Linked DNA regions of Homo sapiens: all the other regions are linked to region 3. Evidence: chromatin loops called from intact Hi-C (ENCODE). Cell type or tissue: PC-9. All regions are shown on one strand. Links, peaks and the distances in the headings refer to the core of each region. The heading gives the core; the rest is flanking DNA.

The links. Peaks named below come from ENCODE experiments on the same cell type or tissue, not always from the same donor. Only the 100,000 strongest peaks of a DNase experiment are listed, where the experiment ranks them.
Region 1: a loop joins it to region 3, with 7 times the contacts of the local background. A loop is called at or near these places in 4 of 110 quality-filtered maps.
Region 2: a loop joins it to region 3, with 6 times the contacts of the local background. A loop is called at or near these places in 26 of 110 quality-filtered maps.

Annotation. Positions count from the first base shown.
Region 1 is chr5:148,998,826-149,006,061 of GRCh38, forward strand. SH3TC2 (SH3 domain and tetratricopeptide repeats 2) reads right to left here. Exons shown (of 17, transcript NM_024577.4): 17 at 1-6,077. The coding sequence ends at 5,886. Among named protein-coding and RNA genes, the nearest start is that of MIR584, 60 kb to the right of the region's middle. In PC-9, for the core only: a CTCF peak has its summit at 4,358 (motif pointing left); DNase peaks (open chromatin) are centred at 3,436, 4,406 and 6,486; H3K4me3 peaks cover 427 bases; H3K27ac peaks cover 4,000 bases.
Region 2 is chr5:148,729,771-148,737,006 of GRCh38, forward strand. No RefSeq gene overlaps it. Among named protein-coding and RNA genes, the nearest start is that of HTR4, 79 kb to the left of the region's middle. In PC-9, for the core only: CTCF peaks have their summits at 3,995 (motif pointing right), 4,199, 5,010 and 5,216; a DNase peak (open chromatin) is centred at 4,021; H3K27ac peaks cover 623 bases.
Region 3 is chr5:149,261,041-149,269,346 of GRCh38, forward strand. No RefSeq gene overlaps it. Among named protein-coding and RNA genes, the nearest start is that of AFAP1L1, 6.7 kb to the right of the region's middle. In PC-9, for the core only: CTCF peaks have their summits at 3,851, 4,700 (motif pointing right) and 4,913; a DNase peak (open chromatin) is centred at 4,811.

The DNA.
Region 1 (7,236 bases), core at 2,492-6,491, 260 kb before region 3:
TGAGTTCTGGAATAATCAGACAGAGTTGGGAGAGTGAGGGGGTACATATCAGGAAATATATGCTGTCCCACCGAAGAGGGAAGACCGCCAAGTGAGAGGCCCAGTAGCAAAGAGCACCCCTAACATACACACCCTCCCGCTTAACGGTGTGGGACCCAGGAATAGATGTGCTTATTAAGAATCTACTCAGTTCTGCTTCATTGTGACAGCTACCACCAATTGACATTCATACCAAGCCATCCATACATCTCGTCTCAATTAAAAGTCTGAGCAGAGGAATAATTGAAGCTTAAAGAGGTAAAGTAAGTTGCTCAGGTCACTCAGTGATGAAAAGGAGAAAGAGCTTCAGACCCAAGTGTCCCTGAATGCAGGACCAGGGTGCCTGGCCACACCTCCAGGTTTGGCTGCACTTCTCAATGTCAAGGCTTACATGCCTCCAAAGATGGATTTCCTTTTTAGCCATTTCCTTGTCTATGACATAAGTAAGTCTGATATAATTCTGACAGCCCTGGGCTCAGGGAAGTTAATTAATTTGCAGAAGGTCACACAGCTAGTAAGAAACAGATTCTAACCTAAGTATGCCCAACTCCAAAACACATTACATTGCCCCCACCTGAGCTGCCACCTGAGTGAGTGCAGAGCCCATTCCCTTGAATTTCTTCCTTCTTTGCCGCTTGTCCACACATCTCAATGGGAGCAATTAAAAGAGGAAAAGAGACCAAAACTGACAAGGTCATGAAAAACAAGGAAAGGCAGAAACCGTCATAGACCAGAGATGCATAGGGAAATATGGCAACTAAATCCAATGTGGGATCAGAAGAACATTAGTGGGGAAAACTGTTGATATCTGAATCAAGGCTGGAGTGTTGTGTTGCAATCGCCAAGTCCTAATGTGTTTTCTACCTTCTCCACTGCTGCCCTAATCTAGTCTCATGCTGCTTCTAGAATCATCTTTCCAAAGCACAAATCTGACCATGTTTCTTTCAACTGCTTATAATCCTTCTATACCTTCCCCTCAACCTCCAGGTAGAATCCAAACCCTCTTTGCTTCCCTGAATCTGCTCCAGCCTCACTGCACTCAGAGTGACCTGTTCTCAGAAAACATCACCCCCTGTCCACCCTCTGGACCTTTGCTTGACACATGCACTGTCTGTCAATACCAACCTGCTGGTCTGCAGTTAGAATTAAGTAAGTGTCCCTTTCAGAACTCAGTTTGGATATCACGTCCTCCAGAAAGCCCTTCCTGATGCCCGTAACCCTGTCTGGGTAAAATCCCTTCCCCGCAGTGCCTGTAACATCCTGTAACTAACACCAATCACAATGCTTCTGATACTGAATCATATTACATAATATATCATTTGCCCCTTTCCTGTCACCCAGCTGAATCCCCACTTCCCTGAAATGTGTGCCCAAACCTGGCATTGAATGACACTGACCCTCCTCAGAAGGAGCTCAGTCCTCTTCCCTGCTTACTCCATTTCTCTGAGTGTGCAAGGAAAAAGTGGTTGTTGCTAGTCTGTCATCTACACTCTCTGCCACTTATTAATCTCTCTGTTTTCAAACAATGCCAGATAAGGCCTAGGCTGGGTGCTTGCAATGAGCAACAGGACCTAGCTTGAAGTTAATGCATTATTTTATTTTCATTGTATTTGCCATTATTTACATAATTCTGTTTATGGAAAACAATACAAGTTTTTCTTCTATATAGACTAGTCATCCCTTATAAAAATAAGTTAATATGAGTAAAAGAAGTAAATCAATTTAGAAAATGTTTTGTAAAGGCTCTTTGGTGCATATCGTGATAAATGCATGCATACATACACACACGTGTACATATACACACACAACTGTGAAGGAAGCCCTGAACAGCAGAAATCCTGTCATTTGTGCAACTAAGTCCTTGAGTCATGAGACCCCCGCCTCAAGTACCACTGTCTTTGCCACTAACTACCAATGTGTCTGGGAGAAAGTTACCCTTCTGTTCCTCAGTTTACTCACCTGTAAAAAGAAGATAATATAATTGAGCTATAAAAATATATTATTTCATCTCTCCAATACTATTTCTCATCCTATTCATACAGTATAAAAATAGCACTGCTGAAAAACCCAGAGGTGAGGTTCTTTTATCAGAGGACAAATATCTGAGATGTGTAGAGGTTAAGTGACTTGCCCAAGGTCGCACTGCAATTTAATATCAAAATCAAGACCAAAATACAGGTTCCCTTTAGTGATAGGCTTCCTGATCCCTCATCCTAACACCCTCCATTCCTGCATATTCCCTTCCCCAAATAAACTTCTGCCAAATGAGGTGCATTATATTTACAAAGAGGAAGAAAATGAACACACACACACACACATACATATATATACACATGCACAATATAAAGGCATCTTAAAATAATGGAAAAGCAAATAAGAAAAGGACAAAAGCAATATTGGATTTCAGAATGTTAATACTGTTGGACAGGGAACTAGTATACCTGAAAGCTGAGAAAACATGTTACAGGGTTTTCCACAATGTTGCAATGCCCTTCTTGTTCTTTATTTAGATTAGATGTAAGGAGCCAGCAGTCACACAGCCCATATAAGATTTGAGGGAACAATTAGAATAAAGAGGGTAACTAGATCATGTTTGGCTATGATACACTTATTTTTTTAAATGTTTAAGTAGAGACCAAATCCAATCACCACTTTACTCTCTGTGGATCATGAAAAAAAGACAGCATCAACATGTTTCCAAAGGGAATAGCTGGCCCACATTTCAAAAATGAAAATTTTAAACACTTTTTAAAAGAGTTTTAGCAAGCGGTTTACATATAGAATGTAGTAATTGCAATTATATAGCACAATGTTTTTCTTATTTTAAAAAAATAGTCTTACCCTTGTCTTTGGAAACATGCTAAACATTTTTATAACTGACCTGGTTATGGGTAAATTCATCAGATTTATAGGTAAATCAAAGTGCACAGAATTGGGAAATTTTAGCTAAAATTTCCAAGGAGATGTAACATGGATAGAAACAACGCTCTTCACGTATGTGTGTGTATGTGTATGCATATGCAAATGCATGTGCATATTTGCAGCAATTGAGAAAGATCTGTCCAAACAGAAGTTCAAGTCAGAAGACACAGAAGTTTCAACTGATTATAAAGCTCAATGGAAGCCAAGGACAGATGTGGCTGCTGGGGAGAGGAAGAATCAAATTAAGTATAGTAACATCCCTCTGTACTCTTCACCCACCGGCCAATATCAAAAGCCTCATGCAGTTGTGGGAACTGCTCTTTCAGAGAAACAGAAACAAATCTGGCCAGAGGAGAGTGAGTGGTCAGTGGGAAAAGGGAGGGGATCTGTAACCTGAGTCAGATGGGGAATGGCCAGTGGCATGGTTTCCAGGGCTGTGTGAGCCTTCTTCAAATACACGATATGTAACTGTTCTGGAATGTGTGTGCCCCTGACTGTCTCCCAGGAATGTTGTTGAAAGGACTATGCACGGGAGATTAGACTGAATAGCCTCAACCGCAACGTCCCTCCCAGCTTGGGGCTTTTACAGCTTGTGGTGGGGGCAAAACCACATCTATTCTCCATGGTAGTAGATTAGATAACTTTACTAATTAGACAACTGGAAGCTTCTCCTTCCTGGAGAATACTCTCTAGAGTAGACAGCCTTTTGACAACCAACCACATCTCTAAGAGAAAATGTGTGCCAATTAGTAGACAACCTTGATGACTAGAAGATGCAATGGCGGCTCAACTCACCACTCCCATCTCACCCTTTCATACAACCAATCATCTGGTCAGCCCAAGAAGCTAGAAATTAAGGGCAGATGGTCTGATAATAAAAGCTAAGCTGATGGGCATCAGATGCAGGGAATTATGGCTGGTATCCTTGTGGTTCACAGAAAAGGAGCAAGGGTGAACCACCTGCATCAGGCTTGCTTGAGTTGCTTTCTAAAAATGCATGTTCCTGGGATACATCCCAGATCTACTGAATCAGAATTATTAGAGATAGAAACCAAGAAGTTCATGTTCCACAACCTCACCAGGTAATAGTTATGCACACTATCTGAGGGCTCTTGCCCTGCAGTGGTGCTTCCCATACTTTAGGGTGCATTAAAATCACCAGGAAAGCTTGGACGAGTCAGCGTTCTGGGATCCAGAGATTCTGATTCAGAGATCATAGGTGGGGCCACAGATTTTCATTTCAAACAATCTCACAGGTGATGCTGATGCTGCTGGTTAGTGGACCATATTTTCAGTTTGCTGAAATTAGAGAATTCCCAATTTCATTATCAAAGAACTCAGATACTGTGGTAGGTCACTTCTGAAATGATCCCCAATGATTCCTCACCATCTGGTATTCAAGCTGTTGGTAAACACTCCCCTCTTGTGGGAGCTAGACCTAGTGACTCATTTATTATGAATTGAATAGGCAAGACTAAGGAGATGTCACTTCTGTGATCAGGTTATAGAAAGAGTCACTCCCTTTTCTCCTGCTCACTCTGGTTCTTGCTCCTCTTGTTTGCTCCCTCTAGTGAAGCATGGTGCCATGTTGTGACTGCCCTGTGGAGAGGCCCACGTGGCAAGTGGCTGCAGGAAGCCTCTGGCCAACAGCTAGCAAAAAACTGACTCCTAACAACAGCTGTGTGGGTGAGCTTGGAAGCCCATCCTTCTCTAGTTGAAGTTGAGATAACTGCAGCCCCAGCTGATTGCAGCCTGTGAACCACCCTAAGCTGGTGGGCTCAGCTAAGTCATGCTTGGATTCCTGCCCTTCAGAAACCATGAGATTATAAGTGTTTTAGGCCACTCAGTGTGCTATGCAGTGATGTTATTAATAGAGATGCTTTGTAAAGCAGCTGCCCTGAAATCAATAAGATGCCTTGTAGTTGGGTATGGCACATGCCTGTAGTTCCAGCTACTCAGGAGGTTGACACTGGAGGATCACTTGAGCCCCGGAGTCTGAGGTCGCAGGAAGCCCTGACTGTACCACTGAACTCCAGCCTGGGCAACAGAGGAGAAACTGTCTCAAAAAAAAAAAAAAAAAAAAAAGACATGTATTGGTATTCTCTCCCATCCATCAAGTCCTCCATCTCATCTGCCCCCATTGTGGATGAGACAAAATGTGTGTGTAAATGTAACTGGACAATATTTAATCATATACACTATTTACATGTAATTTATGTCATAATTTTCTTAACATTCAATTTCCAAGCCTTTGCTCTTGGAAAGCTTCCCTGGAGCTTCTGGGAGGTTATGTGGGAGCACAGCCTTATGGCAGGAGGAAGATGGTGAATCCAAGTCAGGTTTCGTGCAATCCATCTGGCCATTCTGAGGCTGTGTCTTTTGAGCTAAGATCCTGGTGAATTCTCTCCTGTCAATCCCTGTGAGCATGAGGAGTGATACATACTTTGGTTCTGAAGAAAGAAATGGAAAAAACTACAGGTTCCTCTGCTGGCAAGGGGAAGGGGTCTTTCCCTGAGAAAATCGGTGAAGAGCACAAATTCCAATCTGCTTGCCTTTGCACCAGTGCAGTGACTGATTTCCTCATTGGGGGAGGAAGGAAGGCTCCTGGAGGGCAAGATCCCTCATCTTCTCCAGAATTATGTATGGAGAAAGTGCTTTTCAGAGGCTGTTTGTGTGGAAGGCAACAGTCAACCGGTAAAGGCTCCAGATGCAAAGCCTGGAACCAGGAATTCTCATCGCTGCACCATCAAATCTTTCTGTGGCCTGCAATGAGCCCTTCTCCTCCTGGACTTCATTCTTCTTCTTGTGAAATGAGGGGGCTAGGCCAGGTAAGGACTCGGACCCTCCCAATGAGTATTTAAGAGCCTAGGGCAGTGGGGTCAGAGTCTGGCCATGCCAAATGTCCAGAGACAGGACAGCTTTCCTCAGAGGGCCAGGCCACCACCACTCAGCCACCGCGCCCTCTCTGAGGAGCACCCGGAGGGCCTGCTGTGCCACAGGGGGCTCTGGCAGATGTTGTCCAGCCTGCTCCTAATGGTGTCCTGAAGCTCCTCATCACCCAGCAGGACCGCTGCTGCCAGGGCCAGAAGGAAGTACTCAGTGGCATCATGGGCATCCTAACCCCGTGGTATGGGGGCAAAGAAGAGACAGCATTAGCAAACACTTCCAGGACAGGCTAGGAGGCTGTGCTGGCCACTCTAGTTTTTTTTGTTTGTTTGTTTGTTTGTTTGTTTGCCCAACATCCAATCCCCATCTCCTGAGTCCTTAGGGAGCCCCTCTCTCCCTCCACTGTGGTCCTTGGGACATTGCTAATCACAGTGCCCTGCACTCCAGGCACAGAGGTGGTCCCTTACTGAGGCTCAGCCAATCATGAAACATCATTGCCCTGGGCACAGTGCTTCAGGGATGTGTACATGACCCAAACTTGGCCTACATCTGCCACTCCCTGGGACTTTCCACTGTGTCTCAATAAGGAAAATAGTCCCTCTGAAGTGGCAGGTTCAGAGGTGGACTTGAACCTGCCAGTAGCTAGAAGGGGAAAAGGCCAAGAAACAAAGCAAAGTAGAAACATACAGAGTCAAGGAATACAATGAGAGGTGGGGAAATCCCTGATGATGATTGAGAAACAGGATCCAGAGCTATCTGCAGTTAAATTTGTAGCTCAGCCTTCACATTCTTTGAGCCAGTAAGTTGCCTTTTTTGCTTAAGGAAGTTTGAACTGAGTTTTTCCCTTTACAATCCGTGGAGTTCTTGGTTGACATGATCAGATCACACACTTTGTCCCTGAACCACTTACTGGGAGCTATGGGGCAGAGGCAAGATGGCTAGAGGGTGCTTCACTACCCCCGGCCCTCCCTACATGGTAAAGATGAGAAACAGATGCTTCTTTGGGTGAGACTCAAAAAGGCTGCCTGGTTTCCATTAACCCTCATAAGTCAGTAATTAATTCAGGCCAGAAGCAAAGCCTGGCAAATAAGAAAAGGACAGCAGAGCTGCCCTGAGGGTTCCCTGGGGGCCAAACACAGGAGTGACTCAGAAGCCACTATATTAAGAGATTAAGGGTTGTGCTTCAGGGGACAGGGACCTCTAGTAAAAGGAAGCCAATCCTAGGGACACAGTTTGGGGGTCAGGGTTGTAACAGAGATTTGCAACCAACACAACTCTAGAAGTCACCAAAATAATAAGAAGTTCTGGGGTGGGCATAATGGCCTACTACACCTGTAATCCCACCATTTTGGGAGGCCAAGATTGGCAGATTGCTTGAGTCCAGCAGTT
Region 2 (7,236 bases), core at 2,492-6,491, 530 kb before region 3:
TAATTTAAGGCCCAATTTATTTCTTTGATAGAATAAATCACAATAAAAACATATCCTTTCCACTATTCTGGGCTCCAGACAAGGCCACTAGAAAGTATAGTTCTCTACATATGTTCATCTGACTGGGGGACACAGAACACTTTAATCCACAGTGAACTAAACCACACCAGCTGCAGATCATGTTTACAGCTCAGCTGAAACAAAACATCAGATCTGCCTGCTGCCTGTTGGGAGGAATCAGGTCTTAGGAAGATCTATCAATATTTAAGCCAACATATTTCCCAAGAGAAAACAGTGATTTTTCTGGGATAGCCCAAACTAAATCTACATGAAGAAAATAAAACATCTCTTCTTGTAAGGACACAGTCATATCAAGGATACTCCCAATTTGTATTACTAACAGAGCACATAACTTACATCCTGATCTGAAAACTTTAGCAGGATTTTACTGACATCGTGGGTTCAGAGCTTCCCTGAGTGGAGGGAAAAGCAGGCATCTGTCTTACATGTATGTGATGTAATGTGTCGCCAAAGACTTAAGGCTAGGAAAGCAGTCCAGGAGGGCAAAATAAGCCTTGAATTCCCTGGTGAAGCATGATGAGTGATGTACAGAGGAATTTGGTAAACAGCAGGCTGAAAGTTTATGCTGGCAAATGTTACCTCCAGCAGCAAGACCCAGTATGAGAGACAAATGAAACATCCTTGGCAGCAAAGGCAGGTTTCTATTATCTTTGTTGTAAGGAGGCTTATCCTTGGGTCACAAAAGTCTGTCCAGGGTAATGATTCAGAATGCCATAGGGAGCTGCCAACAGCAAGGGCTGAAGGGAGGATTTGATTCATCTCTTGCTGGTATTGCTTCTCTTGCGGTTTCAATGCTAGAAGTGAAGTATCAGTGACAAGAGCTTGCTCTCCTGGAGAGGTGTTCAGAAGGCACAGGAGCCAGCAAGGTGGGCTCCATTTCAGGTCTTCACCATTTATGAGCTGGGCGGCTGTAACTCTGGGCGAGGTGTTTCAAATTTCTACCTGCCAGCTGGAAAATAGCACAGCGAATGGAGGATCTGGGCATGCTTTACTAGTTTTCAAGCTTGGATGACGGGGGGATTGGCAAAAGTGAACACCTAAGGGGAGATGGATACAGATGGCAAGACAGAGAATCACGGGACCCCTTTTACAAATGAGTAGCCCCCAACTGTCAGATAATTTGAGCTCGGTTTCCCTGCAGTTTGTCCTTTTCAGATTTTTTTGTAAAAGTTTAAAGGAGCTCCAGCACAATTCATTTGACAATAGTAACTATTTACTGTGACTACTTCCAATTGTGGCCAAGATCTGCCCTCTAGTGGTCTGACAATTGCAATGCCTCTTACTATTACATTGTTGAACTTGGTAATTTTCAACGGTCGGGCGACCCCTGTTGTCATAATAGTCGTATCTCAGTATGTTGAGCTAAAAGAAACTTCAAAAATCATCTGGTCTGTTTCTTTTCATAACTAATTCCTCCCAAAAATGCACCTGGCTCTTGCTTTAACACCCAACTCCACGTAAAGATAGCAGAGCAAAACAGGATCACAGAAACTTCTTTCCCCACCTGATGAAATGGTTATTTTTTAAGCCAAATAATACATTAGCGGCTAGAGAGGAAAGGGTACTGCTTGAATCATAAGGTTTGGCATCCATGAAAAGAAAGATTCTGATATGACTGGTACAACTTCTAAGGCCAGCCCTTCTCCCAAAAGCAAAGGTAGTCAACGAAATACTGAGAATTCAAAAGAATATGCTTTAATTAAAAAATAAATAGAAAGCCACACCCACCTCTGAAACTGATTCTTTGGTGAGGAGAAGACACGATAGTTCCAGATAAAGTGAGAAAGACATCAAGGAGAATCCATCCGCGTCATTTTACAGAAACTACAAACAAAACTGCTCCCTGTTAAGCATGAGCAAAATGAAAAGAAACAGTACAAAATTATGCAAATCTGCTACTACAAAATAAGTAGTAAGCAAGAAAAAGGCAAAACAAAACCAAAACCAAAAACCCTCAGGAAGAAAATAAAACTCAAAGGTGAAGTGCAAGTTCTTTTTGAACGCTTAATTACAGAGAAGAGTTCATTAAGAATATCAATTCAGTAAAACAGTACCTCTAAGATAAATTATAAAATAAAGAAGATGGAAGAAGACATTGTGGAGCTAAGAAAAATTGAAAAACAAAACAATGAGTTATAAATGTAATAAGTTATAAATTGCAAAGGAGAGAAAAATGTAGCTGCAAATGTCATGGAGAGATGGCTGGGGACAGTCATAGAAAATGCAGGATGAAAAGACAAAGCAATTAAAATAAAGGTAGATACAGAGAGAAAAAATTATCCAACGTGAAGACAACTGACATCCTTAGAGTACAAGGAAAGAAAAAAGAGAATTCAAAGATATAACCTAAAAAGTTTTCTGAAAAGAAGAACGGTATTAATGGATAAAAAAGAGGACAATTATGTCAAGAGAAATTGATACAGAATGGTCTAAATTGGGAAATTTCCTGGTTAAACTGTTAAGTGTTAAGAATCCAGAAAAAAATTTGACATTTAGGCAGAAAACGGCAAGTCAGCCCCTATAGGGGGAAAAAGTCAAGTGGTTTCAAGGCTTTGCCATGGCAACTCCAGTACCAAGGGACATGGAGTAATGACCACCAACTTCTGAGAGAAACAACATGATTCAAAAATATTGTACCAAGCTAGGGTGTCACCAAGCATGGAGATAAAGGGCAGATATTTTTTGACACGCAAGAGCTCGGGAAATATAATACTCATGAACTCTTTTTGAAACAAAACCAAACTACACACAACTGGCAAGTAATCCCATCGAACAAGAGATGAAAAATAATAAAGAACTCGAGTGAAAAAGCTGTGATGAAAAGAACTCATGTGGAACACCATGTTTATTTAATTTCACAGCTAAGGCTAATCCTGTGTGGCCTTGAAGGTAGTATAAGGGAATGTATCATTAAGTCCTAACAAAGTGAAAATAATATAAGCAAAACCTGGAAAAGAGTGAGATGAAAGGAAGAGTAAACAGTAATTATCTTATCTTTTGTAACAGGGGTCAGCAAATGACAGCCTGTGGGCCAAATGTGGCCCACTTCCTGTTTTTGTAAATAAACATTTATTGAAACACAACTACATTCATTCATTTACGTATTGTCTCTGGCTGCTTTCACGCTGTAATAGCAGAGCTGAACAGTTGTGACCAAGTTCTTTTAGCCCACAAAGCCTAAAATATTTACTACCTGACCCTTTGCAGGAAACATTTGCCGAGAGAGAAAAGCTCATTAAGAATATGAATTCCGTAAAACAATACCTCTAAGATAAATTATAAAATAAAGAAGATGAAAGAAGGCATTGCAGAGCTAAGAAAAATGGAAAAACGAAACAATGAGTTATGTTTTGTAACACTATTTTACAACACTGAGACAATCTATAATAACTAAAATTGAAATGTGTGGCTCAAAAAATGAGTCCGTTTTTAAAAATGCTTCAGTAATGTCTTTAACTTTAGAGGGATCTCTACTGAGGACGTTTTTATCCAACAGGATGTGTACATATACAGGCACAGAGAGATGTCTAAAGTAATATTCATCAAAAGTACTTGTTACTCCCACATGGTAAAATATGGAGTAATGTGTTGCTTTTGTGTTGGTGTAGTGTCTGATTTTTTTGTAATGAGCATGTATAATTCTTTAGAAAACAGTAAGAGTAATTCAAGTGATTAATTACTCTTAAAAATAAAAAGGCCAGTCGATTTCATCTTCAACCCAGCTTTCCTAAGAACAGTCAACCTGTTATTTGGGAGCTTCCTCAGGCCCCCTTCTCTTCACCTCAAAATTTTGGTATGAATTTTGGAAATGTGATTGGAGGATTCCTGTATATTCCATAATTAAGCGTCGGGGAGTTTTCTTTCTTCATTTCCTAGATTTGCCATCAATGTGGATTAAGAATTACTTGGAACAGCAGAGGGCGCCCTGCTCCATGTTTATAGGAATGTAATGTAAGTACCTGACCAGTACTGCCGTTTGGAACTTGTGTGAATGAAAGCCAGTAAGTGATCGCCTGTAGGACTCAGTTTCCCCATCTCCCACACCTTTCTTCTGCCAACCCATCCCCCACACTGCAGAACAGATCATGCCGCCCTTCTGACAGCAACCCTTCTGTGACTTCCCTTTGCACTCAGAATAAATTCTCAACTCCTTAACTAAGGCAGAAGAGGCCCCCACACGATCCCGCTCCTGCCATCTCACTCCATGCTCCACATTACACTTGATACCTCCACTACGCTGGCATTTAGTCAGTGTCTAGACCATATTGAGCTCTTTCCCATCTCTGGGCCTTTGCATTTGCTGTTTCCTCTGCTGAGCAATTTCCTCTCCCGAGCTCTTTGCATTTTTAAGGAATCTTTCTCAATGTTTGTCACCTCCTCAGAGAGGCCCTCCGTGATGACCCTACCAAAAATCTCACCCACTTTATTTTCTATCACAGCACTATTTATATTATCTTACTTCTACTTCTCACAGTCTGTGATTGTTTTATTTGTTACTATGTTTTGTCTGTCTCTCCCACTAGAACCTAACTTCCACAAGAGCAGGAAGCTGCCTGTTTTCTTCATTGTTACATCTTCAGCATCAAGCGCTTAGTAAGTACTCATAAATATTTGTTGAATGAATGAATAGACTTGCAAGATGTGTGTCCTGGCTGCTCTCTCAAGGCTACTATAAAAAGAAAAAGTGAGAAAGTTCTTGTGGTGGGTCAAATTGTATTTCTCTCTAAATTTATGTGCTGCAGACCTAACCCCCAGTACTTCAGAATATGATTGTATTTGGAGATGGGGCCTTTAATGTGGCACTTAAGGTAAAATGAGGTCATATTGGTGCACCCTAATCCAATTTAACTGGTGTTTTTATAAGAAGAGCAAATGCAGACACACAGAGAGACACCAGGGGTGCACAAGCACAGAGAAAAGACCACATGAGGCTGCTGACTTCAAGCCAAGGAAATAATTCTCAAAAAAGCCAAACCTGCCCACACCTTGCTCTTGACTTCCAGCCCCCACAGCTGTGTGAAAATAAATTTCTGTTGTTTAAGCCACCCACTCTGTGGTACTTTGTTATGGCAGCCCAAGCAAACTAATACACACCTTTATAAATCAAATAGTAGTAAGCAAAAGTGACAACTTAATATTTGAAAGAGCAATGATTAGGCATTAATGGTGGATTGAAATGGCAAGTTATGTTACAGCTATTCCATTGACGGAACAGAACTTGAGAAGGTAAATACTGAAGCTGGAGAGGCAGGGATGACTACATATTTTGCAGAGTACAGGGCAAAATCAAAATGTGGAGTTCCTTGTTCAAAAGGCAGGAAAAAAGTGCTGTTAAAGATACAAAATATAAAACTTTCTCTTTATTCCATGGCTTCTTTCTCCACTCATCATAGTGTTTTTACTTTGCTATTTATGTAGCTCTAAGAACAATTTAAAATTATCAGCATCAATTTTACCACTTGTCTTTATATTGTAGAATATTAGTTTTAAAATATAACATTTAAATATTAGTTTAAATGTCACAGCATTTAGCTTGATGTAGAAGCACTGAAATTACATTTTCTGTATCTGGTAGCTCACACATGCATAGGTATTGCCTCCTCATCAGAACTGTGGAAATGCTGCCAAGAAAAACAAACTCAACTGTGTTTATTTTACTTCTTGACATGTGCATATTCTACCAACACTATCTTCAGCTTACTGGCGAGGAAGGAAGGAGTAAAATGAGAAGACACTATAGGCCATCCACATTTCCCTTTCCTTCTGTGTCACCATTTTCAGCCTCAGTGGGTGGCTAACACAGGGAAGTAACATGAGTAAGAAAGGATATGAAAGGGATCCTTGGTCATTTGTGTTTCTCAGAATGCCACTGAACAGAAAGCATGGCCCCTGGGGGCTGTCAGTGTCCCCATTTACCCAGTAGATGTAACACACTCTGTATTCGCTGTGATTCTCACTGCACTCCATGTGTCCTGGGTACAGTTGACTTCTCTGTCCAGGGCATCCTAAATGTTATATGTGAGTGGGGAGGCAAGGAATGGCAGTGGACCCATAGATTACACGTGTTTCCTCTGATCCCATGCATGCTCCACTGTCTCATTGGACTTTACCTATAGAACACAAGTTCAAAGAAAAAATTATTCAGGATTTCAGGACGGCTACAGCAGAGCATTAAACCACATGCATGGCCCTCTGAGTGTGGGTCCCTGTGCAACGCGCACAAATCATGAGCTCTTGGAGCCAGCCCTGGAGAAAAGTGAAGCCATCCTTCAAAGAGCAAAGAAAGTAAATGGGTCCCAGACTGCTTGCAAGCTAATTCCCAAAGAATAAATATCCTGCGGAGGTCCCTAAAGCCTTTCTATAGAGAAGTGCCAAAGTGTGGTTCAGTACCCCACCCTTAGCAGGAGACACAGGAATTAACAGTCATGTGCTATTGATTTTCACGTTGGCACGTATTATCTCAGGTTCTATGGGATTTGCAAGTGAGACTGAGAACCTATAAACATATAAAACCATCTTCCTAGGGAAATTGTGTTTCTGAGTTTCCAAAGACCAACTTGCAAATCTTCTTTGGGAACCCACTCTATTTCTAGGTAAAAGCTATTCACACCTGGGAGTCCTGGGAGGCCATTTAGCTCTTAACAAGGCAGAGGCCAGTCAGGCACTTTACTGAGATCATTAAGAGACAGGTGGAGGCAACCAAGTACAGTGGGATCCCTGGGCTGGAAGTCGGGAGACATGGGTGGGAGGATGACTCTGATAGTAAAGTGTGTGAACTTAATCAACTTGCTTTCAAACACAGAGTCTCATTTCTCTCTTTTGTGAAACAAGAAAGTTGGATTTGATGGTCCCCAAGGGCCCACACTGGGCTAAAAATAACCAAAACCAGGAAAACTTTCTGACAGAGAAGGCAGAGAGAAAAAAAAAATGCCAAAGTCACATGGAAGAACTTGGCAGTGAAAAATGAACTGAAGACGCTTTTAGAAACCTCTGTGGGCTGGTTCCCTTTGCAGGTCTTCTAAGTCCCCTGGATGTTGAGGTCTGACTTCTGCCAGACCAGAAGAGTATGACCTGGGCAGGGTCTCCAGCAGCTTCTCCAGCTCACCTGTCCTCCTGCCCACTAGCCTGGGCAGTGCCTTTCCCCTGTCACTCTCT
Region 3 (8,306 bases), core at 2,344-6,343:
TGCAGAGTTAGTACATTCAGCAGCTCAGGGATGGAGTCCAGAGCCCAGGTTGTTTGTATCTCTGTACCCCACCATCCTCAGCATGTTGGCTCTTGTCCTCAGCCATGTGTCCTCTATGTTTACAAGAGGCTTCTGTGGCTCCAGGCACCATGTCCTCACACAATCACATCAAAAAACAAGACAGTCTATTGCATGTCTATTGTAGTCAGAAAAACTTTTCCAAAGTCCTCAGTAGACTTCTGCTTGGATCCCACCGGCCAGAACTAGGGATATGTCCATGATCCTGCTGCAGTAAAGGCTGGGAAACTGGGCATTTGGCATTTTCAGCCTCAACAGGGGGAACCAGGCCCTCTACTAACAAAGAAGAAGGAAGCAGGGCAGAAAAGGATGGCCTCTGGGTGACGAAATCACAGCGCCTCTGCCACAACTGCTGTGCCGTTAAAGAGCACATCACGTCCCTTCTCTCGTAGACTCACAACACACATTGCCGAAAGTCCTGAGAAGTCCCACCATAGTACCTTTGTTTAATCCAATATTTTATAAATGAATTTAACATAACCTCTGTTTAAGACATGCTGGCTTACTGTATTTTATCTATTCAAAGATGCACACTTTTTTCACGTTTCGACATCTCTGACGATGAGATGTGGCTTAGAATTAAAAGTAGCTCCTCTTCTGAGCTCTCATTCTGCGATTCTTCAATAAGAACCAATGCTAACTTTCAGCCCCAACATGGCCCCTCCAGACAGGTGGCTCAAATGTGCAAAAAGATAAGAATGCATTTTTGCTCCCTGCCTACACATGCACCCAACAAATATTCATGAGTGAGCATCTCCTGCCAGGCAGGAGCACTGAGGATACAACAGTGTGGAAGGCAGGAATGGGCTTTCCTCATGGACTCTGGTCTAGAGGAGAAACGAATCATAAATAAGGCAACAGAAAAAGAGCTGGCACATGAAGATAACTGCTACAGAGACAACAAATAGGTACCATGAGAAAGAAACTCACTTCGTATGCTAATCAAAGGATGAAAACTAAGTACCTGGGGAAAAGTGGGGTTGCCAGCATTCTTGGCACAGAGAACAGTGGATGCAAAGGCCCTGGATTGAGCAAGAGCTTGGCTTATTGGAGGAACAAAAAGCACCAATGAGGCTGGAGTGGGGCATATGCAGGGGAGAGTGAGATTAGAAGCGGTGGGAGGGCAGGCAGGGGCCAGCCATGCACAGAGTCTAAAAGGACTCCTCTCATCCATCCAGGCTTTGTAGAGGGTGTTTGGCTTGTGCTGTGGTTGTCAACATGCTGGGTGTAGGAAGAATTGTTCCAAGCGTTGCCACTCAAAATGTTCCTAACCAGGAACATTGGCATCACCCAGGAACTTCTGTGAAATGCAGAACCTCAGGCCCCACCCCAACCTGCCCAATCAGCATCTGTATTTTCATAAGATCCCCAGGTGATTCATACACATGGTGAAGTGTAAGAAGCGTTGCTCTCACCCATCTTCCTTTCATGAATAGACATAACATTTTGAGTCAGACTGTCTGAAATTCTAGAAGGGGGCCTTTCCCCACACATGCAACCCGTTTGGACACTGGAGATCAACCTTACATCAATAAAGCAGAATGTGACTTTGGAGGCCACAGAAGGTAATGCCAATAATACAATAGTTGTAATTCGCAGCCACGATACAGGCTGACTGAGCGTTTGAGCAGATCAGAACAAGCCAGCTCTCCTGTGCCTGCAGCCCCTCAACCTCACCAGGCACCCAGTTCATAGACATGGGCACCAGCTGTGGAAGATGTCAGCAGCTGCAGCTGGCCACAGAGCCAAACGTGGACTAGAAGGCTGTTATTCAGCACTGTTAGCAAAATTCAAGGGGGCAAAAGCACTACTAAAATTAATAGCAATTAACCTTCACAGAATTTTGCCAGTTCCGTGTGGAATTAAGTTTTAAACGCATTATTCCACACTGGACTTTGAGTTGCTAAAAATCTTGACTGCACAGTGATAAACACCTACCTACATACTCAGCTATGGGCAGCGCCAAGCCACTCAGGAGCCCTGCAGCAAGACTCCAAATGAATAGAGTCCAGGGGCTGTGCAGATGAGGGTCAGCCTCTCCCCAACACTCACAAGCCTTTCACCTCTGTACTTGGCCTGGTCCAATATGATTGGCCCAGAGACAGAGACGAGAGAAACCAAAGGCCGGAAGTCACCATCTATGGTCATCCTCAGGGAAAATTAGAGCTAAATGTGCAGATAAATGAGGCTTAAAATTGGCATGACTTCTGTGTCCATAGCCAGAAGTATTTCCCTCTCGGGGGAACTATCCCGGTGCTTCCCGGATTTCAGTCATTCAAGCATCACCTTCATGATTTCATCAAATTATTTATTTTCTTAATACTATTTACTTGATATTTTTCTTTCAATTGACATGTATCTGATGTTTCTATTTTAATGCCAGTGAAAAGCACAGGTTTGTAGGACTGTTTATATGGGGTTTTTTGCTTGTTTGGTTGGTTTAGCTTGTTTTGTTTAGTTTTGTTTTTTAAGAGACAGGGTCTTGCTGTGTTGCCCAGACTGGAGTCCTGTGGTGTGATCATAGTTCACTGTAACCTCAAACTCCTAGATTCAAGCAATTTTCCTGCCTTAGCCTCCCGAATAGATGGGACTACAGGCATGTGCCACCATGTTCAGCTAATTTTTATTTTTAATTTTTTGTAGAGATGAGGGGGGGTCTCACTATGTTGCCCAAACTGGTCTCGAACTCCTGGCCTCAAATGATCCTCCCACCTCATCCTCCCAAAGTGCTGGGATTACAGGCATAAGCCACCACACCCATCCTGGTTATATGTTTTTATTACAAATTCATATAAATTCATAACTCTCCAAATATGTTGGTCTGTGTAATATCTAAACATATATCACATTTTCACCAATTGTCTGAATTCCACACTTTTGGAAATGCTGTTCTACCTGATGGAAAAGGGAGGAGAGAAGGTATTTGTATTCCCTGTACATCTTCATGATAGCTGGTCTTCGGGGAGCCCAAGAGAAACCATCTGAAAACGCTGCAGAGAGAAGATAACCCAAAATTCTTTGACAACAAACAGGGCTTGCTGAACCACAGCTCGCCTGACAGCCAAGACTCTCATATACCAGTGGTATCCTGCTGGGGCATCATATAGACAGGGGGTCCCTGGACCTCACTAAGGTTTTCAGTGGATACAGCCTCTCATATTCCCCGCTGCTGAGGGTTGTAAATCCTTTGCCTCCAGGTATGCTGCCATGAGCTCCAGCAGGGACAGTACAGCGTCATGGGTAAGGGCACATGGTTAGACGCATCCTCCCTCAGGGCAGTCTCAGCCTTGCCATTTGCTAGTTGAACGGTGTCCTCACCCTCCCATTTCATATTTGGAATCCCTAACCCCCTAGTACCTCTGAATGTGACTCTACTTAGACATAGGGCTTTTAAAGAGGTGACTAAGTTAAGATGAGGCTGTTAGGGTAGGGCCTGATCCAATCTGACTGGTGTCTTCATAAGAAGATTTGGACACGTGGTGACAGCCAGGGAGCCCATGCAGGGAGGGACGGCCACGTGAAGAGACAGCAAAGGGGTAGCCATCCACAAGCCATGGAGACAGGCCTCAGAGGAAACCAGCTCTGCTGGCAGAAATTCTGTTGTGGCAGCCCTAGCAAACGAATGAAATGACATATGCAAAATAGAGGTCGCGGCATTTAGTTGATAAAGTGGTGTGCTGCAGGTGCGCGCCTGGCTGCAGGGGAGGCGTGCGTTTCACTGCTCAACACCTCCCTTGGGCTTAGAGCCTGTGGTTTACCTAGAGTATGGGGGCCTCTCTGGGCCACTGCTGGAACTGCAGGGAGAGAGGCTGCCTTTCTCACCTGGAATCTCCAGGTGTAAGGAATTCAGGCTTTGCAGCTGTGTGGCCTTCTCTGCCACAGATTGGAACAGACGGCCTGAAGATGAAGACTAAACAGAGGAGGGCAGAGCCGGGAGATGGAGAGAAAAGAGCGACTGCTCAGTTTGCCTTCCTGGATCCAAGCTTGGCTTCAAACCAGCTTCGCCCCTTCAGCTACTCAGCTACCCTTTGAGCTTTTTCATTAAAGCTGGTTGGAGTTGTGATTCTATCACTTGCAACCAAAGAAGTTGTGACAGATACCCTGGCTCCCAGAGTGAATGAATATTGGCAGCGGAATCCCGAATGTGTTCCTTTGCTGTCTGTGTGAGGGAGAATGACCACAATTTAAACAGTGCAGGCATGTGCTCCGATCAAAGCGCGCAGTGTGACATGAATCACTAGGGAACACATAGGAAGGGTAAAAGCTTGCCTCAGTCTGTCACTGAAAAGTGTTTGTAGGGCCCAGACCTAGAGCCTTCTGGTTTTCCAAAACCTCCTTATGGATACAGAATTCCTTGTCATACAAAAGAAGCGTGACTGCCTCCCTAAGGCACAGGGTCTTGCCCACCTGGATCAGGACAAATTGTCCATCTGGCCCTAGCAATCTGTCATTGTAACAAAATAATGGGACTATGTAACGTTTTTAAATGTGCATACAAAACACCACTCCTTTGCAGACTCCGTGGGTAGCAGCATTTGGAGGCCTGGTAGTCCTCCCATCCGGGAGCACTGGGAGCTCCTTCAGGGAAGGAGGAACCTGGCAGAATCAGTTGCATTTCCAGGGGTTGGATTTATATAAAACTCCCTGCAGGGGGCAGCCTGGGTATGTGGCCACGGTTTCAGCATCCCTTAATATTTTTCCATAAACATCTGACGAATTCTTCAGAGGAAACCCACACTGATTACATAATAACCAACACTTCTGACCATGGCTCAGACACTGTGCTAAGCACCTTACAGATCTCATTTAACCCCCTGGTACTACTTTCATCCTTATTTTACAGATGAGGAAATTGGGCCCTTGATAAATAACTCATCCAGTGTTTCACAGCTGTATGTGGCAGAGCCTGCACTTGATCTTAGAGATGCCTCACCCAAAGCCCGTGCACTCGGCTATATCATACAAAATCTCCTCCCTGAATATACTGCCAGCTGGCATTTGAAGAAAACGTACCATGTGCTGGCATGGCATCAGCCACTCCACACTCTACATGCACAGTTACACTGAAGCATCACAACTGCTGTGTGGGGAAGATGTTTGTAGCCCCAATTTTTAGATGAGGAATCTGAGGTTCAGAGCGGTTGAAGATCGTGCCTGGACTGTGCAGGGGCGGGGCTGGGTAACACTCAGATCCACCTTGTCCTAAAGTCATGCTCTTCACCACTGTGTCCCACACACTGAACAGAGTGGCTCAGGTGACCTCATATCAGGGCATCACTGCTCCTGGTTCTGGCTCTAAGGCCTTCTGTGATTTCAGGTAAGATTTCTCCCCTTCTCTCAGCCTCAGTTTCCCCAACTGACAAATGAAGGGACCAGATGGGCTAATGTCTCAGGTTTTGGGGGGCTTTAAAGCTTTTCTAGCTCCAGGTTATAAAATCCACTTTGGACCTCTGCAACCTGGCACCAGCCTGCAGCCACAGATGAAGCTAGGGGCGTGCAGCCCAGATCTTCAGAAGAGAGTTAGTCCACGCTGCAGTGTTAGGAGCTGCACACCCTCCTCAGGCCTCAGCGTGGAGGCCCCCAGCTGGACAGACCCTCCAGATGTCTTCATGGGTCCCTAATTTCCCTCAAGTTTCCACATTGGGGCCTGGGGGTGGCTATAGTCCAGATTAAGTTCACAGGGGTGTTTTAGTTGGCTACTGCAATGTTTAAAACAATTGGAATTCATTACCAACACTTTTAAATCAAAAGAGATTTCTCACTGAAATCTAGATTTCTGGGTTCTGCTGAAAAAGCTGAAGATTGGCCACTCCATTTCCAAGCTGACTGGTGACTGGCCCCTCAGACGGAGCAAGAGGGCTCCGCTTTGCTGTGGCCCCTCCACTTGCATGGCCTGCTTCCTGCACACCCTTCCCTGCCCGGCCCTGTAGGTGCTTCAGGGCACGAGCCTCGCTTCAGGAGCCTAAGATCTCGCTTAAGGAGAAGAATCCAAAGGGATGGAGTAAGCTTCATGCAGCATTTCAGCATAAAACAAAAGCTCCTTTTCCTTCAGACACAACCACTGGGCTTGGTTTTAACAACTGTGGAAGCTGAGCCCTGTTGCCTCCATGCAAGTAGGAGCCCCGTGCCCTGGAGCAGAAACCTGAAGGCGCATGGGAAGAAGGAGTTTTCATCCATCCATGAAACTCTTTCTCTTTCTCCCAGAAACAGCCACTGAGATCTCTATCTGCTTTCCGGGGCCCAGGGTGGGCCAGCAGACGTGTGTCATTTCCCTGGATAGGGGCTATAATGGCAACATTGTGCTAAGTGGAACAAGAGAGGTTTTCATTGCAGCCAGCATCAGGCAGACACCCGATCAGAGGGCTCTGGGGATCACCCCACACAAAGGAGCATGGGAGAGGGGCCCTGAGCCAAGGAGAAGCCACACATCCACAGCAGCACACAGGGGCTGGGCAGCACAGCAGCATGTCTCCAGAAGGCCTGGTCACAAGTTCATTTCCCCCTGCAAATAAATAAGCAAATACGACAATCCCAGAGGACAAATGGGACCCCCAGGACACATGCATTAATAGAAGCCAAAACTGGCAGGCCTTACACACCCTTGAGTATGTTTTCACTGACTCATTCCACAAATACTATTACCATTTACTAGGTGTTTGGGCACTGTGCTAGATTCTAAGGATCTAGCAATGAGTAAGACAGCGCCCGCTCTCACAGCATTTGCAGTCTGGTGGGGGACAGGGAAGCATAGGTAAAGAAGCACATAAGAAATTATGTACTATTGACCCAGTGGAAGAACTGAGATTCACACGGCAATGAAGTTGACTTAGGAACCCAGATCTGAGCACCCATCTGTTGTTTTTCTTACTCTTCCTGAAGTCTCCTGAGATCACTGCAGGCTCAGTGAAGAAGGCACCCCAAACACCATAATAAGAAATCTGGACTCTCCGCTGAGGGCCCGGGGAGCCATCACATATTTTTAAGGGGGTAGTTGCACGGTCTGATTGGGATCATGGAATGGTCGCTCTGTTGGCCATGGTGGAAACAGTCCCTAGAGGTAAGGTGACAGGTTAGGAGGCTAGAGTATATTTCTCTCCCTGGAACAAATAGTCCTGAGCCTCCAAATTTTTCTTTCCCAGGGTTTCCCAGTTCCACCTGATAAGCGAAGAATGAGACTAGGGAGTATCATTTGTTTTCACAAGACAGGGAGCAGGAGGGAGTTGAAAGCTTTCTTCCTGGTATTGTTCACTAAGGCTAAATTTGATACCTTCTTACAGAGCTGGAGCTCCCCACATAGCATTCTTTAGACAAAATCCAGGCAAACCTGGAAAACTTGGAAGTCAGCAAAGTAGGTAGTGAAAAGGAAGATATGAGGCAGATTCTAAAAATCCTTGCCAGAGAGTTGCACTCAAAATGAAATGGAAAGGGGAAGAGAAAAGCAGGTATCACAACCTTCATTCCTATCCTTGCCCTGATGCTTATCCCCCAATAACCCACGATCCAGCCAACCTGAACTGCTTCACAGACACGTCCTGCTGCCTTTGAGCTCAATGTCTTTGCTCTCACTGCTCTTTGCCCATAATGTTATCTCCTCATTACACATTCTCAGTTGCCTGCCTTCCAAATATCTGTCATCCATTACAGCCTCCATGATTAGTAAAAAAGTCTTACTTTGTCTGATGGACTCCAAGACCACTTTATTTCTCCTCTGGTACTTTTCATACAATAATTTATATTATATTATTTTATACATGTCTGTCTCCTCTACTAGATTGTAGATTCCCTGAGGGTGAGAATCATTCCTACTTAGCATTTCTTCTCTCAATAGAAACTTGCACAGAGTGCAATCAATATTGCCTAAGCGAATTTATGGGCAGTGTGGATTGTTAGTTTTTATGAGGAATATAGAACTCACTAAAGGAAACATACAGAAAAAAAAAAAAGTTATTCCTTGTCCAAACCCGCAAATAACTTTTTCATCCATCTCAGTTACTCTGACAGCAACCAAGCTGTAGACAACTAGTCAACATTGCCACCTAGTGGACATTATGGGTAATTATTTAAACCAGAACCCCTATACCTTGCCAGCAACAATTTTTTGTTGATTCTCAGAACTGTGCACAGACTGTGTTCTCCCATTTCTATATCCTTCCCAGACCACAGCTCAGTTAATTCCACTCCATAAATTATTCCATTTTCCTTAGCCTTTTTTACTTTTTCGTTCCAAT